2 separate regions of the Mus musculus genome follow, and region 2 is linked to region 1. A link is a loop called in an ENCODE intact Hi-C map of the cell type or tissue named here. Cell type or tissue: left cerebral cortex. All regions are shown on one strand. Links, peaks and the distances in the headings refer to the core of each region. The heading gives the core; the rest is flanking DNA.

The links. Peaks named below come from ENCODE experiments on the same cell type or tissue, not always from the same donor. Only the 100,000 strongest peaks of a DNase experiment are listed, where the experiment ranks them.
Region 2: it touches region 1 in a loop (2.2-fold over the local background); 2 of 42 quality-filtered maps call a loop at or near these places.

The regions. Positions count from the first base shown.
Region 1 is chr14:57,520,596-57,527,992 of GRCm38, forward strand. Il17d (interleukin 17D) reads left to right here and starts at 4,234. Exons shown (of 3, transcript NM_145837.3): 1 at 4,234-4,326; 2 at 4,709-5,004. The coding sequence starts at 4,312. In left cerebral cortex, for the core only: a CTCF peak has its summit at 5,380; DNase peaks (open chromatin) are centred at 3,867, 4,263, 5,288 and 5,914; H3K4me3 peaks cover 2,345 bases; H3K27ac peaks cover 3,246 bases.
Region 2 is chr14:57,406,166-57,413,935 of GRCm38, forward strand. No RefSeq gene overlaps it. Among named protein-coding and RNA genes, the nearest start is that of Cryl1, 12 kb to the left of the region's middle. In left cerebral cortex, for the core only: a CTCF peak has its summit at 3,147 (motif pointing left); DNase peaks (open chromatin) are centred at 2,516, 3,129 and 4,428.

The sequences.
Region 1 (7,397 bases), core at 3,398-7,397:
ACAACAGTAAAACCCTAAAACAGTCCTATTGCTTTGAGCCTGTACTGGTACTTGTGGTGGTTTGAATGGGAATGGTCCCATAGGCTCATACATTTGAATCACCAGAGAATGGCAGTTTGAAAGGATTAGGAGGTCTGTCTTTGCTGGAGGAAGTATGTCACTGGGGGTGGACTTTGAGGTTTCAAAAAGCCCATTCCAAGCCCAGAGTCTTTCCCTTTTTGTTTTTCTGTGGTTCTGGACGTAGAACTCCCAGCTCCTTCTCCAGCACCATGTCTGCCTGTGTGCCACCATACTTCCTGCCATGATGATAATGGACTAAACTTCTGAACGGTAAACCAGCCCCAATTAAATGCTGTGGTCATTGTATCTCTTCACACAATAGAACACTATGACAGAATATATGAACACAGAACACTATGACAGAACATGTGAGCATAGAGCACTAAGGCATAAAATAGGAACCTAGAACACTATGACAGACATATGAATATAGAACACTATGACAGAACACTATGACAGACATATGAATATAGAACACTATGACAAAACACAGAACATAATGACAGATAACAAATGAACACAGAACACTATGACAGGACACTATGACAGAACATAACAGAACACTATGGCAGAACAAATGAACCTAGAACATTATGACAAAACATGTGACAATAGAACACTATGACAGAACATGTGAACACAGAACACTATGACAGACATATGAACATAGAACACTATGACAGAACATGTGAATATAGAGCACTAAGGCCGAATATATGAACATAGAACACTATGACAGACATATATGAACATAGAACACTATGACAGAACACAGAACATTATGACAGAGAACATATGAACACAGAACACTATGGCAGGACACTATGACAGAACATAATACTATGGCAGAACAAATGAACCTAGAACACTATGACAGAACATATGAACCTAGAACACTATGACAGATATACGGACACAGAACATTATGACAGACATACAAACATAGAACATTATGACAGAAGATGTGAACATAGAGCACTAAGGCAGAACAAATGAACATAGAACACTATGACAGAGCATGTGAACACAGATCACTATGATAGAACATATGAACACAGCATTATGATGGACATATGAATATAGAACACTATGACAGAACATTATGTCAGAACATATGAACATAGAACACTATGACAGAACATGTGAACATAGAACACTATGACAGAACATATGAACACAAAACACTATGATAGAACATGTGAACACAGAATACTATGACGGACATATGACTATAGAACACTATGACAGAACACAGAACACTATGACAGACATACAAACACAGAACACTATGACAGAACATGTGAACATAGAACTCTTTGACAGAACATGTGAACACAGAACACTATGACAGACATATGAACATAGAACACTATGACAGAACATGTGAGCATAGAGCACTAAGGCAGAAAATAGGAACCTAGAACACTATGACAGACATATGAATATAGAACACTATGACAGAACATAGGAGCCTAGAATACTATGACAGATATATGAATATAGAACACTATCACAATACTGGAAGTGCATCATGGTGGAACAGCCCCATTAATCTCAGGGTTTACCCCTTCAAGGACAGAGCCCCAGGGACTACCTTGTATACATAGACCTTGGAGGACATTTCTCCAAACCAGAAAAAAAATTGCTAATCTGAGCCAGATGCTAGTCCCAGCTTTTCTGCATTGATTCCGAGAGACTGAACCCTGGTCCTCATGTTTGTATAGTAAGCACTTTAGTGGCTGAGCCATCTCCCCAAACCATGTGTGATTTTTTTTTTTTAAAGAGCTTAGTGCAGACAAGTACTGCAGAATAATGGAGCACCAAAGGACTGTAAGAATATGATAATAAAGATGAGCAATGAAACTGGACTCGAGAAGATATGAGGAGGGAAAGTTTCGATGTGAGTGGAAAACGGCATGATCTGAAGATAGAGGTGCAGGACAGGACATGGGTGATCACTGGAATCAGATCCAAGGATGCGGTCAGCTGTTTCTGATGAGGAGACCTTGGATATGGCCACACAATTTAATGTCAAAGATCAGACTGGGTTGGTGGAGGACGAAACTGCAAGTGGGCACTCAGAACCAGTACGGGTTGATGGTGCAGGATTAAGAAGCAGAACCCAAACCCTGTCTCGAAAAAACAAAACAAAACAAAAATAAGCAGAACACATAATGAAAGGTCCAAGTGCTAAAAATCTCCATGAATGGGAGGAGCTGGGTGCATGGCAGCTGTGCGGATTGCTATGTGAGGAGCCTCTGAGGAGAGAAAATGTCTGCACGTGCACCTTACTCAGAAATCCAAGGTCAGGATGGAACGAGCCAATCCCACACTGGCTTTGGAAGCTTTGGAGATGCCCAGCGGTTAACATTGGCCATCATTCTCACTGAGGACCAGGGTTCAATTCTCAGCACTCTAATAGGCCACTTACAACCCACCTGTGATACCAATTCCAAGAGATATGATGCTCTCTTCTAGCCTCATGGGCACCTGAAAGATTGCTTTTGCAGCTTTGCTAGACTTGGAACAGCCAAGTGAAGCCACTTGGAACTAGTGTCAGATGGCTGTGAGCCACCATTTTGGTACTAGCAACCAAACACAGGTCCTCTGCAAGACAGCCAGTGCTCGTAACTGGATTAATCTTTAAAATATCTTTAGAATTGTGTAAAAAGTCACGTGTGTGATAGCACACACACTACAATGCACATGCAGGTCAAGATGGATGGATGTGCAGGTCAGAGGACAGCTTTGTGGAGTGGGTTCTCTCCTCCCACCTTTATTTGGGACCCAGGCATAGAACCTGGGCCACCCCTAGAACACAACAACCCATTTACCCACCGAGACATCTCCCCAGCCTCAAGTCTGGAATAATTATTAACATGTTTGTATCTTCATAAAATGCTCAGATCTGGGAACTTTTTATTTAATCTGCACCTATTTATAGCCTTTGCTCCCCTGTTTAATCACAAATGAATCTTATGCTCTACTCAGTTTAAGTTTTCAGTAACTGGAGGCTTCCACAAACTGGTCAGACACTGGAAGGTACTTTGTTGATTAGCACAGTGAGTAGTTCCGTGGAACTCTGGTAATGACAAGCTCGCCTCGAAAATACTCCTACGCTGTACCTTTCAAATGGAAAATTAGTAGTACTTGAGTGCTGATGTCTTTATTCCCGTTTTTTTACTAGGAAGGAGACAACGTTAACAATTTATGTGCGAGTCAAAGTGTTTCATAAACCCAAATGTGTTTACTAGGAATTGTAAAATGTTTTAAGCTGTAAGGTTTGAAGGGACTTTTAAAGGTAGAGCCGCTACAAAGTATTTCAGTTTTAAAACATTGAAGGCAAGTGTTTTTCTGCATAGCAGAACTGAAACGCAGTTAACCACTGGTTTACAACTTGGTTAAAACCCAAAGCTGCAAGCCGTTTTAGGGAGTCAAAAAAATATTTTGCACACTTTCAAAAAGCGTTCAGCTAGTCTCAGCCATTTCTCTTTATTCTCAAAGCGTAAATGCTCAAAAGTAATCATATTCACTAGCTGGATGCCTGGTAAGCAAGGCATTTAAATAATGAACAAGTAAGTGAGCAAGCTCTCTTCAGATTCAATAGAGTCCTTCATTTGAGCTGATTCCCCTTAATTTATTCACAGAACTTTAGGCTCATTTTACATGTCTGCTCACACAATTAATTACCATGATTGAGTTCTCCAACACTGTAAAACTAGACCAAGAGATGCCCATTTACAGCATGTGTCAGGTGGGGGAGGGTATTTATTACTCGGCCCTTAGCTGAATAAGAGGCATGGAGTCATTTTATGAGTATTTAAGGGAAAACAGCCTCCTTCTAGCCTAACAGAACATAACTGTTTTTTAATCTCTTGTATAATTCTTCGAACTATGAAATCCCAGAAGAGGAAGTGGTCGCAAGAAGGAGAGTCCTTCTAGGTTGGAGTTCATTCATTTCCAAGTGGCCTGTCCAGCTCCTGGACCGCTTCAATGTCTAGAGAAATCCGTTTCCTCTGAGCCAAAGTCGGCCTCTCGACTGCATCCCCGAGGCCCCACTGGTCCGTGCCGAGGCGTCGAGGCCAGTCACCACCTCCTCCTCCTCCAGCCAGGCGGACCGCCAGTCCACTTCTGTAGGGGCGACACCCAGCCCGCAGGCCACACGCCCCGCGTGTGCGGCGCCCTTATTTACTTCGCAGAAGAGCCTTCAGCCCCCCTCCTAACAAGTCTGGAAAGCATCACGGCGACGCGATGTTGGGGACACTGGTGAGCGCCCTCGGGGGTACCGGCGAGGCATGGCCGAGGCCGGGCTGGGGCAGAGGGACGGGGGGAGGACGGCGGGACGGCCCGGAGAGGCGTCTCACAGGCACTCGCAGCCCGCCGCGCAGCAGCCCGGCAGGCACACGCACACGTGCACGCGCGCCCCGCACCCGCCCCCCGCGCGGGCTCCGGCTCTGGGCGGCGGCGGCGGCGGGGGCCGGGGGCGCGCGGGCCGGCGGCGGGCCGGGCCCCGGGGACCGCGCGGGCGGCGGGCGGGCGGGGACGGCGCTCGGGGGCCGGCCCGCGCGGCGCCCATGCTCGGGGAGGGCCTCACGGTGTGCGGAGCGCCGGGCGGGTCCCGCGACGCTGAGCTCGGCCTGTCCCGCAGGTCTGGATGCTCGCGGTCGGCTTCCTGCTGGCACTGGCGCCGGGCCGCGCGGCGGGCGCGCTGAGGACCGGGAGGCGCCCGGCGCGGCCGCGGGACTGCGCGGACCGGCCGGAGGAGCTCCTGGAGCAGCTGTACGGGCGGCTGGCGGCCGGCGTGCTCAGCGCCTTCCACCACACGCTGCAGCTCGGGCCGCGCGAGCAGGCGCGCAATGCCAGCTGCCCGGCCGGGGGCAGGGCCGCCGACCGCCGCTTCCGGCCACCCACCAACCTGCGCAGCGTGTCGCCCTGGGCGTACAGGTGAGCGGGCCCGAGGGGAGGGGCGGGGCCTGCAGAACAGGTGGGTGGGGCAGGGTGGAGTCCGTTGGAGGGCGGGGCCGAGGGGCGGGGCGGAGCACGTGGTGGGCGGGGTCGGGTGGGGCCTGGGCGGGGCCCGGCTGCCACTGGAGCGGTATAGGTGGACGGTGCTTGAAGGAAGGGGTCGTGAGGGGGATCGGGTGGGATCGGCTGGAGCGGGAGGGGAGTGGCAAGACGGTCGGGTGGTGCTATGGAGATGGTGTAGTGCCCGAGGGGCGGGGTCTGAGGAGCGGACGGAGGTGATGGGTGGGGCCGGGTGGAACTACTGGGATGAACCACGGGGGGCAGGCCAGGTAAGGCGGGTGTCTACTGGTCCTAGAGCTCAGGGAGGGGCTAGGAGAGGCAGATGGTATAACTAAATTGGGAGCGATTGGTTTCTACAAAGGTCTGTCACGATCTTTGAAGAAATGCTGCTTCTGTATTTGTTATGCAATAAATACCAATTCTCTGCCAGATACACCATGAAGAACCAGGCCACATGACCCTTTTTTACAGGAGGCCTGTAGGAGTGTAATCTAGAAGTGCTGGGGCGCCGAGAGCTAAGAGGCACGCCCTCTGAGAGAGTGTCTGGGGAAACTAATATGGGGATAGAACCTCAGATGAGAAGCAAAGTTTCCAGCGTGAGGTAGCCTGAAGTTGAGGGAGGAAGAGAACACCCCTTTGAAGGAGAAAGTGACATTCAGGCCTTGTGGAGAATGGGCAAGATTTTGAGGATGGCCCAATCCAGGTGTTGTGTCAAAAGAAGAGCATGTCCAAGGGAAGCATGGGGATGTGGAGCGTGGCCACAGTGGCCTGGGCAGATGCCCGTGACAGGATGCATAAGTAGCTCGGATGAGGGAGCCCTCACTCCACCCTGTAGATGAGAAAGATAGGCAGGCACCTTGGACGAGAGCCTTTCCAGGATGGGGGTGGACTCTAGGTAAGGGCTGTGTGGGCAGAGGAGAGGAATAATGTCGAGTCTACAGAGAGCTACCAGAGGGGCTTTGTGGTTGTCTGTCTTGTCATGCTGGAGATGGAACCTAGGGCCTCAGATTTTCTAGGAAGTGTTCCACCACCAAGCTGCATCCCACCCCAGTAACATATTGTTTGGTTGGTTGTTTTGAGTCAGAGTCTCCTTATGTAACCCTGGCTGTCTTAGAACTCTCTGTGTAGACCAACCTAGTCTCGAACCCACAGAGATCCTTCTGAGTGTTGGAAGTACATGTTTCTTGATTTCTAAAGCTGTACAGTGATCCCCTCCTGTATTCCAGAGAAGATGTTATTAGTCAGTTGGCCTTTACCGTAACAAATACCTGGGCCAACAGGTTAACTCATCAGATAAAGGTGCCTGCTGGCAAGCCTAAGGACCTAAGTTTGATTCCCAGAACCCACACAATAGAAAGAGAGAATAGACCCCAAGCAAGTGTCCTCTGGCCTCCACATACAAGGTTACCGCCTGATACACAAAATAAGTAAGGAAATAAGTCATAAAAAACAAACAGCTGAGATAATAAAGCGAAAAAGAAAAAAAGGGTTGGCTCAGTTTTAGAGATGCTGGTCCATGATCAGGCAGACCTGTTGCTTTAGGCTTCTAGTGGGGTACCAGGTGACAGTGTATCAGGGGCATGTGGGCAAAACCTCATTACTGAGAAGCGAGAAAGAGAGAAAAAGGAAGTGGTCAGAGTACCACAGTCTCCTCCGTGTGCACACTTAGTGACCCAAAGGCCTCCAGCAGCTGGGTCTCACCTTCAAAGGCGCCACTACCTTCCAATAGCAGCACCCTGAGGAGCAAGCCTTTGCCACGGGGGGGGGGTGGGTGGGGGGGGGGTGACGGACGACTTAAGTTACAAACTGTAGCAAGTAAGAGATGTAGGGCCCAGCAGGCATGCTGCGGTGCTTCCAGGAGACAAGGAGGGCCTCAGCTGAGGCGGCAGAGTGGAAAGAGACAGGAACAAGGATACTGAAAAGGGAGGGCTGGCTGAGTAGCTGGCTGAGTAGCAGGAAGGGGTGAGGGGGCATCAGGGGTGTGAACTATGTCCTGGGTCAAGGCTGGGGCCAATCTTATCAGTTCCCTTGAGCAGCAGCCCCTCTCCCAGGTACCCAGCCCTTGACCTGGCTGCTCTTCAGGCAAAGCCCACCTGTGGTGCATCCCTTCTCACAGCTCCACCCACGTGGAAGTGGGCCCATACAGGGGACCCTCTGTAACAAATCCTAGCTCTGTACAGGGACACAGTGTTGGAGTTGAGGCTGGCCAAAACACACACAGGTAACACACAGCAAGTCTCAAGTCCTCTCCCTCTAGGCATGTCTCCTACGGTTCTGACCAAGGCATAGTCTGTAAAAGATGTTTGAAGATG
Region 2 (7,770 bases), core at 1,586-5,585, 120 kb before region 1:
GCTTCGTTTCCTTTTCCAGTTTGACAGTGACACTGTGCAGGTGGGGACACCGTTCCCACCAGGAATCTTCGTGGCTCCAAAGTGGTTTATTCTACTCATGCCCTACAGAACACAAAAAATCAAAGCCCTGAACCCCAGAGTAGACAACGAAGATTACTTTCCAAACAAGTCGAGGTGAAATAAAATTCAACATAATAAGCAAGCCGGGAACACGGGCTGGTGCCTGTGATGGCTGCCTCAGGAGGCTGAGGCAGGAGAGTCACCTGAGCCCAGGAGTTCCAGAGCAGCTTGAGCGACATGATGGGACAAAAAAAAAAAAAAAAAAAAAAAGAGAAGGTTTACCTTTAAGCCATAATAAAAAAATAAAAACATGTTCACAGCACTTTAGTTCTAGGTCAGCCTGGGCTATAAAGTAAGACCCTGGACACGCCAGGGTGGGAAGCAGGAAAGAAGAAAGGGAGGGAACAGAATATGATTTTGTTGATGACAGGGACCCTAAAAATATAAACTGTATTAACAAAATAGTCCATCATTTTAGTGTATCATAGTATTATTAAAGTGATCAAAAAATCAGATAAAAGTTAGCTGTAGGATATGTGGTAAGGCTTTTTTAGGGGCTGGAGAGCTGGTGCATCAGTTGAGAGTACTGACTGCTCTCCCACAACACACAGCACCCACTTGTCAGCTCAAACTATCTGTAACTCCAGATGACAACTAATATCAGCTTAGACCTAAGGAATCCAGTGCTCTCTTCTGTCCTCTATGGACACCAGCGCATTCATAGTACACAGACATGCATGTAGACAAAACACCCACACACAAACAAGAAAAATAAATCAAATAAGTAAATCTCAAAAGGGTTTTTTTTTTCGCCTGAAGACTCATAAATATCTGTTTCATAACAATAAAAAACTTACTTAAGAGAGTAAACTACAGCCAGGCAGTAGTGGGACACTCCTTTAATCACATCAAGCAGATCTGTGAGTTCAAGGTCATCCTGGTCTAGAGAGAGAGTTCCAGGGCAGCCAGAGCCATACAGAGAAACACTGAAGAGAGAAGGGGGGTGAGGAGGGGGAGAGAGGGAGAGAGAACATAATCTAATAGATCTCATTTGTCAACATCTGCTGCTGACTATGGTGTCAAGAACTCTGTACAACATGTTCGTCATACTTGGAAAAACAGGCTGTCAAGATTCAGTTCTATTTTTGTCTGCCTATTTTCAAAAATGAAGGCAGGAACCGATTCCCCTGACTTTAAAGAGCTGGGTGGGCTCTTGAGCATCCTGCTACACTTGGGAATAAACATGACGCCTAAGGGAATTTAGTTGTAAATACAGCCTCTGTCTCGAGGTTAAATCTCCTGCGCCCCCTGGCAGCAGTTCAGGGAGAGGGAAAGAGAGGGTGGGTCGTGTGACTTCAGGCCTTTTCTCAGTCACCTCTGTCACAGCACTCTCCTATGGCTTGGCTCTCTCTGTCTGACGTCAGGCTGGAGGACAGGGAGGGGCTTTGGATGCTTTGTGATTTCCGGATCCCAAGGACATTCAAGTCTCTCTTGACCGCTTGGACCAAACCTCCAGAAGGACTCTCCGGAGCATTTAAACTAACCCCTGTGACTGGGAAGAACCCTTTGCCCCTTTGCCTCCCTTCCCGGTGGTGGCCTGCTTTGCCACCCTCTCCTGTGGGAGTCTTGCTGACCCAGGTGAACCTGTCCTCTTGAACTGGAGTCACATGATCCCAGTGGGCTCCCAAGCGTTCCTCATCTGGGTTCACTTTAAAAACTCTGAATTTTGCTGATCTCAGCATAGCAACATCCCCTGCCTTTGGTGTCTTTACTGAGCAAGCACTCACTCACTCACTCACTCACAGCCCCGCCCCCTGCCCCACTCTTCCCCCGACCCCCACCCCCACCCCAGCTACTTTTTTTTTTTTTAGCCCTGCAGTTTTTTTTTTCTGCTTTTTAGATTTTTCCAAAGTCAAATATGATCATCGCTCTGTGTCCCAAACCACAGCTCTGAGTGGTCGTGAGTGGTATAGTCAGCACTTCACACTGTCAGATCCAACCAAGCACAAGGGCGTGTATATTTTGGAAAAAAAAAAAAAAAAAAAAAAAAAAAAAAAAACCACATTTGTAAGGAACGCATACAGACTTTCCTCTTGTAACTGCTCCCTCAACAATCAGTGTAACAACTATTCCCACAGCGTTGGCATTGTTGTGGGTACTGGAAATAACCTGATGGATATGCATCGGTTTTACGAAACTGCTACTCGTTTTACTTAAAAGCCTTGTGCATCTATGGATTTAGGCATTTGCACCCTGATCCACCACTACTTCCAAATCCATGTCAGAATCCTAACTAGAAAACCAGCTAGCTTTACGTCCTCTTCCATGGCCACGTGGCCTTAGCCTGCATTCTGTTCTTCCTCATCAAACTAATATACACCCTTTTGTATTCTCCCTTCCACGTGTTATACTGGACCCAGTGTAGACTCCACACCTTCAGAATGGCTATTTTTAAGTGCGTAGAACAGTGGTTCTCAACCTGTGGGTCGTGACCCCTTGGTCTTAAATGACCTTTTCATAGGCATCAAATATCAGATATCGGGCAGGTCAAATTTTTCCAATTCAACTCACAGCAGTATGAAGTATCAATGAATAATGTTATGGTTGGAGGTCACCACAACATGAAGAACTGTACTAATGGGTTGCAGCATTGGGAAGGTTGAGAACCACTGGTCTAGCTCATTAAGATGGATAAACTTTGAGTCTGGCTGATCTCAATTTATGATATATTTTCATTATAATAATGTTTAGCGTTTTGTTTTTTAAAGAAACAAATCCTAATCAGCAAAACTTTGTCACAATTTTTGTGTGCACATTTTCAGGTGTGTGTGTGTGTGTGTGTGTGTGTGTGTGTGTGTGTGCATGTGAATGTATAGCTAGCTGTGCACCTGAGTGTGGAAGTCAATCACTCTCTACCTTGTTTTTTCTAGTTTTCACCTCTGCCCCCAGCACCAGGGATACATACACATCCCTGAACTGACATTTATGTTTCCTGGTAACCCAAACTCAAATCCTCAAGCTCATGCGTCAAGCACTTCACCTACTGAGCCATCTCCTCAGATTCAAAGTTGGGTATTTTTTCTCCCAAACAAAACCAAGATACTTTACTGCCATCTTCTGGACGATTTTTTTTTTTTTTTACTATTGTTAGAACCTAGTGGGGAAACCCCCACTCCATTCCCTATTTGGCGTGCACCCAAAAAATCACAAAGGACCATCTTGATGGTCCTTAATTACATGAGGTCGTTTAATTACAGAGCTCCGGACCGACTTGCATCCCACACAGGAGATAACAGATGTCGGCCCCGAGGCGCGAAAGCTAGGGGTTTTTATGGGGTAAGGGGCTTAGGGGTGTGGAATTCAGCATAGCGACACACTATTGGCTTATTCAAACATCAGCAGAAAAATTACATGTACGTGCAGGGTGTCAGAGTTCTGTGAGTTGTTGACTCAGTTTAGATAGCCCTGTTATGTCCTCACATTCCTCTTTATCTTATGGTCAAGCTGTTCCCAGGAATATTTTAACTACGGGGCATACCCAGGTTTGTTTTTCTTTTTTCTCAGCCCCAGGCAGCCTCTAGGCTCACAAACAACCAGCAATTTCTGAGTACTTTATATGACTTATAGGTCTTGAAATTTCATCTTTCTTTCACTATTACTATTATTATAAGTATCAAATCTATGGTGCCTATGTTATAAATAGGACCACCTTAGGTAGTTATGTCCCTTTCAGGCAACGCACAGCCTATCCAAACATGTGTAACAAAAGCTGCGATCATTGTGTCTTAGTCAGGGTTTCTATTCCTGCACAAACATCAGGACCAAGAAGCAGTTGGGGAGGAAAGGGTTTATTCAGCTTACACTTCCATACTGCTGTTCATCACCAAGGAAGTCAGGACTGGAACTCAAGCAGGTCAGAAAGCAGGAGCTGATGCAGAGGCCATGGAGGGATGTTCTTTACTGGCTTGCCTCCCCTGGCTTGCTCAGCCTGCTCTCTTATAGAACCCAAGACTGCCAGCTCAGAGATGGTCCCACCCACAAGGGGCCTTTCCCCCTTGATCACTAATTGAGAAAATGCCTTACAGCTGAATCTCATGGAGGCATTTCCCCAACTGAAACTCCTTTCTCTGTGATAACTCCAGCTTGTGTCAAGTTGACACAAAACTAGCCAGCACACATAATAATATTGTTTAGGGAACTTAATGAGCTTGACTGTAACTACATTCAGACAGATGGTGGCTCTTTGTCACACAGCTCTGTTTGTTACAACCACGTATAAGTCTTGTGGCTTCTTTCCAAGGAATCTCTGAAGTCACTAAAAGATGACATCACATATATTTTAAATGTGTGTGTGTGTGTGTGTGTGTGTGTGTGTGTGTGTTCCGGATGCTCTGAGTGGTGGGTGGATTGTCAAGAAGTGTTGGAGACGCCGAATGTGAAATCTACCCAAAGCAAGAAGCTAATTCAACAAGCACACAGGCAAGGAACTAGACTGATTGCATCACGACCCAGGGTGACTTTTGAGGGTTGTTTGTCTGTGCTAGAAATGGAAGCCAGGCTGAGAGAATTCTAACAAAGCAGCCTTCTATTGAGCTGCCCAATGTTTCCTTTGACTTTTTATCCTGGGGTTTCAGAGGATGCACGTAGGTGCTCCTTTCGGAGCTGCTAATGGGTGAAGACGTACTTGTAACGACAAAGATTTTTCTTGTTTTTTTTTTTCTCACAGTTCTACACCTGTACACACATATATCTAACTTGAATTTGAAAACGGAGGACAAGGACTCTTTATTATCAAAGTTTTAGGTCAGCATATAAAATAATGGGTTTCGTGGCATCTTTATACACGGGCTATTCTTTTTTTTACACTATACCTTTTCATTTGTTCCCCTCCCCCACTGGTTTTCTCTGTACCTCATTCCCCATTCCAGCTGCTTCTGCCCCAAGTTAGGCCCCCTTTGCTTGTCTGTTACATGTGTCCCATTACTGTCACCATAAACAAATAGAGAACAGCCAGGTGTGGAGGTGATCACTGAGGAGGCTGAGGCAGGAGGATCTCTATGAGTTCAGGGACAACCTGTCTACATAGTGAATTCCAGGTCAGCAAAAACAAAACAACAGAAAATATAGAACAAAGACTTTTGAAGGAGACGAGTCACCTAGAAAAGTGTACAGCTGTGATCTGTGCATCCTATGTTGTAGAAAATACTTCCCGGTACAATAGTGACATGAAGGGGGGACCTGTAAGTGGTTCCTGGACCACAAAAGCAGAGCCTTCAGGGACTGGAGAGATGGTAACATTTCAGGAGTGCATTCCTGACAAAAGAATGAGTGCCAATGGGATGGTTGACTGCTCCAGAGCTTGTATCAATTCCCCCATTGGTCCAAAGGCTGTATTTAAAACAACAACAACAACAACAACACCAGAAAACCCGCTTGCTGCTGCTCTGCATCTCCATGCTGGTCTCCATAGTTTGTTTCCTGGGTTTGTGACGCCCTCTGCTCCCCGCCCAGTCGAGGTTCCCACATAAAGTAATGTCCTTTGAACCACATTAAACTTAGTTTGAAGCAGTCACCAGCAGCACGTGGCTCTGGATCGGGCAGCACAGCACATCTTGCGCGTGCTTTTCTATTTGCCAGGATTGCCTCCTTTCTGACGTACACGTTTGTGGACGCCCCATAACGAAAGGTTGACTGAAGAGTGAGCAGAGTTCTTTCTGCGAGGCCTTCAGGAACAGATCAAGGATGCTGAAAGCAGCATGTGGTAATTTTTCTGTGTGTTTGCTTGCTTGCTTTCATTTTTGTTTGTTTTGTGAAACAAAATGGAAGCTAGGACTCGGGGCTTTGCGCATGCTAGGCAAGTGCTCAACCATTGAGCTAGGGCCCCGTGTCCCACTGTTTCTTATCATCAAATATAATATTCCTTTGGAGACTCTAGTGTTCTCGTTTGTTGGTGATTTTGGAGGCTGAACAAGGGGGAGTTTACTTTGGGTTGGAAAGGACATCTCTGTTTCTTTCCAACCCACATTCCAACCTTCACAGATGCCACTTTTAAGTTGGAAGCTGAATTACGGATGAAATCAGCTCCACTGCTGATGCAGGCAAGCAGACAGAGGGGGTGGGGGAGGGGAACGCGCTATACCAGGCAAGAAGGCTTTTAATAAGCAAGCACATTTGAAGTGGAAAAAGGGAACGCCCACAGGGTGGAAATTTACTTTGCACATAAGATACACAGACCATCCTTTCAGAAACTGGCTTCAGGAAGCCTGGAAGCCCCGGCAACAACAAGCAAGCAGTGTGGAAAGCCCATGAAAGGGACCTAGTGTGGGCTCTTCAGCCGGCTCCACTTTGCTCCGAGCATACTCAGGGTCTCCTGGGCAGCAATGAAAGGGCACCAAAGACCCCCCTGTCTACCCATTTTCCATCTATAAAAGCAATTTGAACATTTAATATTTTTCCATATGTCTTCCCCACCCCGTATCTGCAACATTCCCCTCCGTTTTAATCAACAATCGCCTTTACACTGAATACTAAGTGGTTGGCTTAACCCTAGAACATTCCGCTGGTTCTTACAGTGAGAAATCAGTGTTGACCTAAGTTTCCTTCGGAAATTTTTTATTTTATTTTTTCCCTTGTGAACAACGAGGCAGTTAAGGGCCTGGGTCAAACTGCTTTCTCCGACAAAGTCAGTAAAAGACAGATGAGATCAAAGATCCAAAAGCCATTAGGGTGCCAGGAAGTCAAGTCTGACCCCTCCCTGCCAAGGGTGAGAAAATGATTCCAGAACAAGAAGGACTTAGCCAAAGACGCACAGTGCTGAAATGGAAGTGCTGAAGCGAGAACCAGGACCCTGCCTTAAACACTCTTTCTGTATCAGTCAGTGTTCTCTAGAGTCTTAGAACTTAGGGGATGTCTCTCTATATTAAGGGGAATTATTGGAAAGACTTACAACCTGCAGACCAACTAATCTAACAATGGGCAGCTGTGAGTGAGAAGTCTAAGAGCCTAGTAGTTGCTCAGTCCCACGAGGCTGGGTGTTTCAGCCGGTCTTCTGTATAAGCTGGAATCCTGAAGAAGTAGGTTCTAACAGATGTGCTGGCAAGTAAGGGCGAGCAGGTAAAGAAAGAATCCTTCCTTTTTCCATTGTCCTTATGTTGGCCTCCAGCAGAAAGTATGGCTCAAATTAAAGGTGTGTATCACCATACCTGGACCTAAGCTATTCTTTACTTGGAATTTGTTCTGTCCCAGGCTGGCCTTGAACTCTGAGTTCTGCTTGCCATCTCTCCTGGAATTTAAAGCATGTACCCACCTTGCCTGGACCTAAGATTTTCATAGCCACTATGCCTCAAGATCCAAATAAAAAACCTGTGTCTTCCAGCCTCAAGATCTGGACCACAGGTGTACTCTCCATTTCTGGATTATAGTTCATTCCAGATGTGGTCAAATTGACAACCGGGGATAGCCACCACACTTCCCAGCACACTCTGGGTCGAGAATCAGCCCTCCTCTGAGCCTAACACTGTGCAGAGAAGTCTTTGTAAAATACCTTCCTCAGTTGGTGGTAGGAGCACATATCCTGGGAGGCTGAGGCAGGAGGATCACAAGTTTGAGGCCAGCCTGAGTTATATAGGGCCCCTTTGTGATCTCTCAATAGCTCTTTGTAGAAAAACTTTTCTCAACTAAATTGAATTTTTTAAAAATCTCATTAGCTAC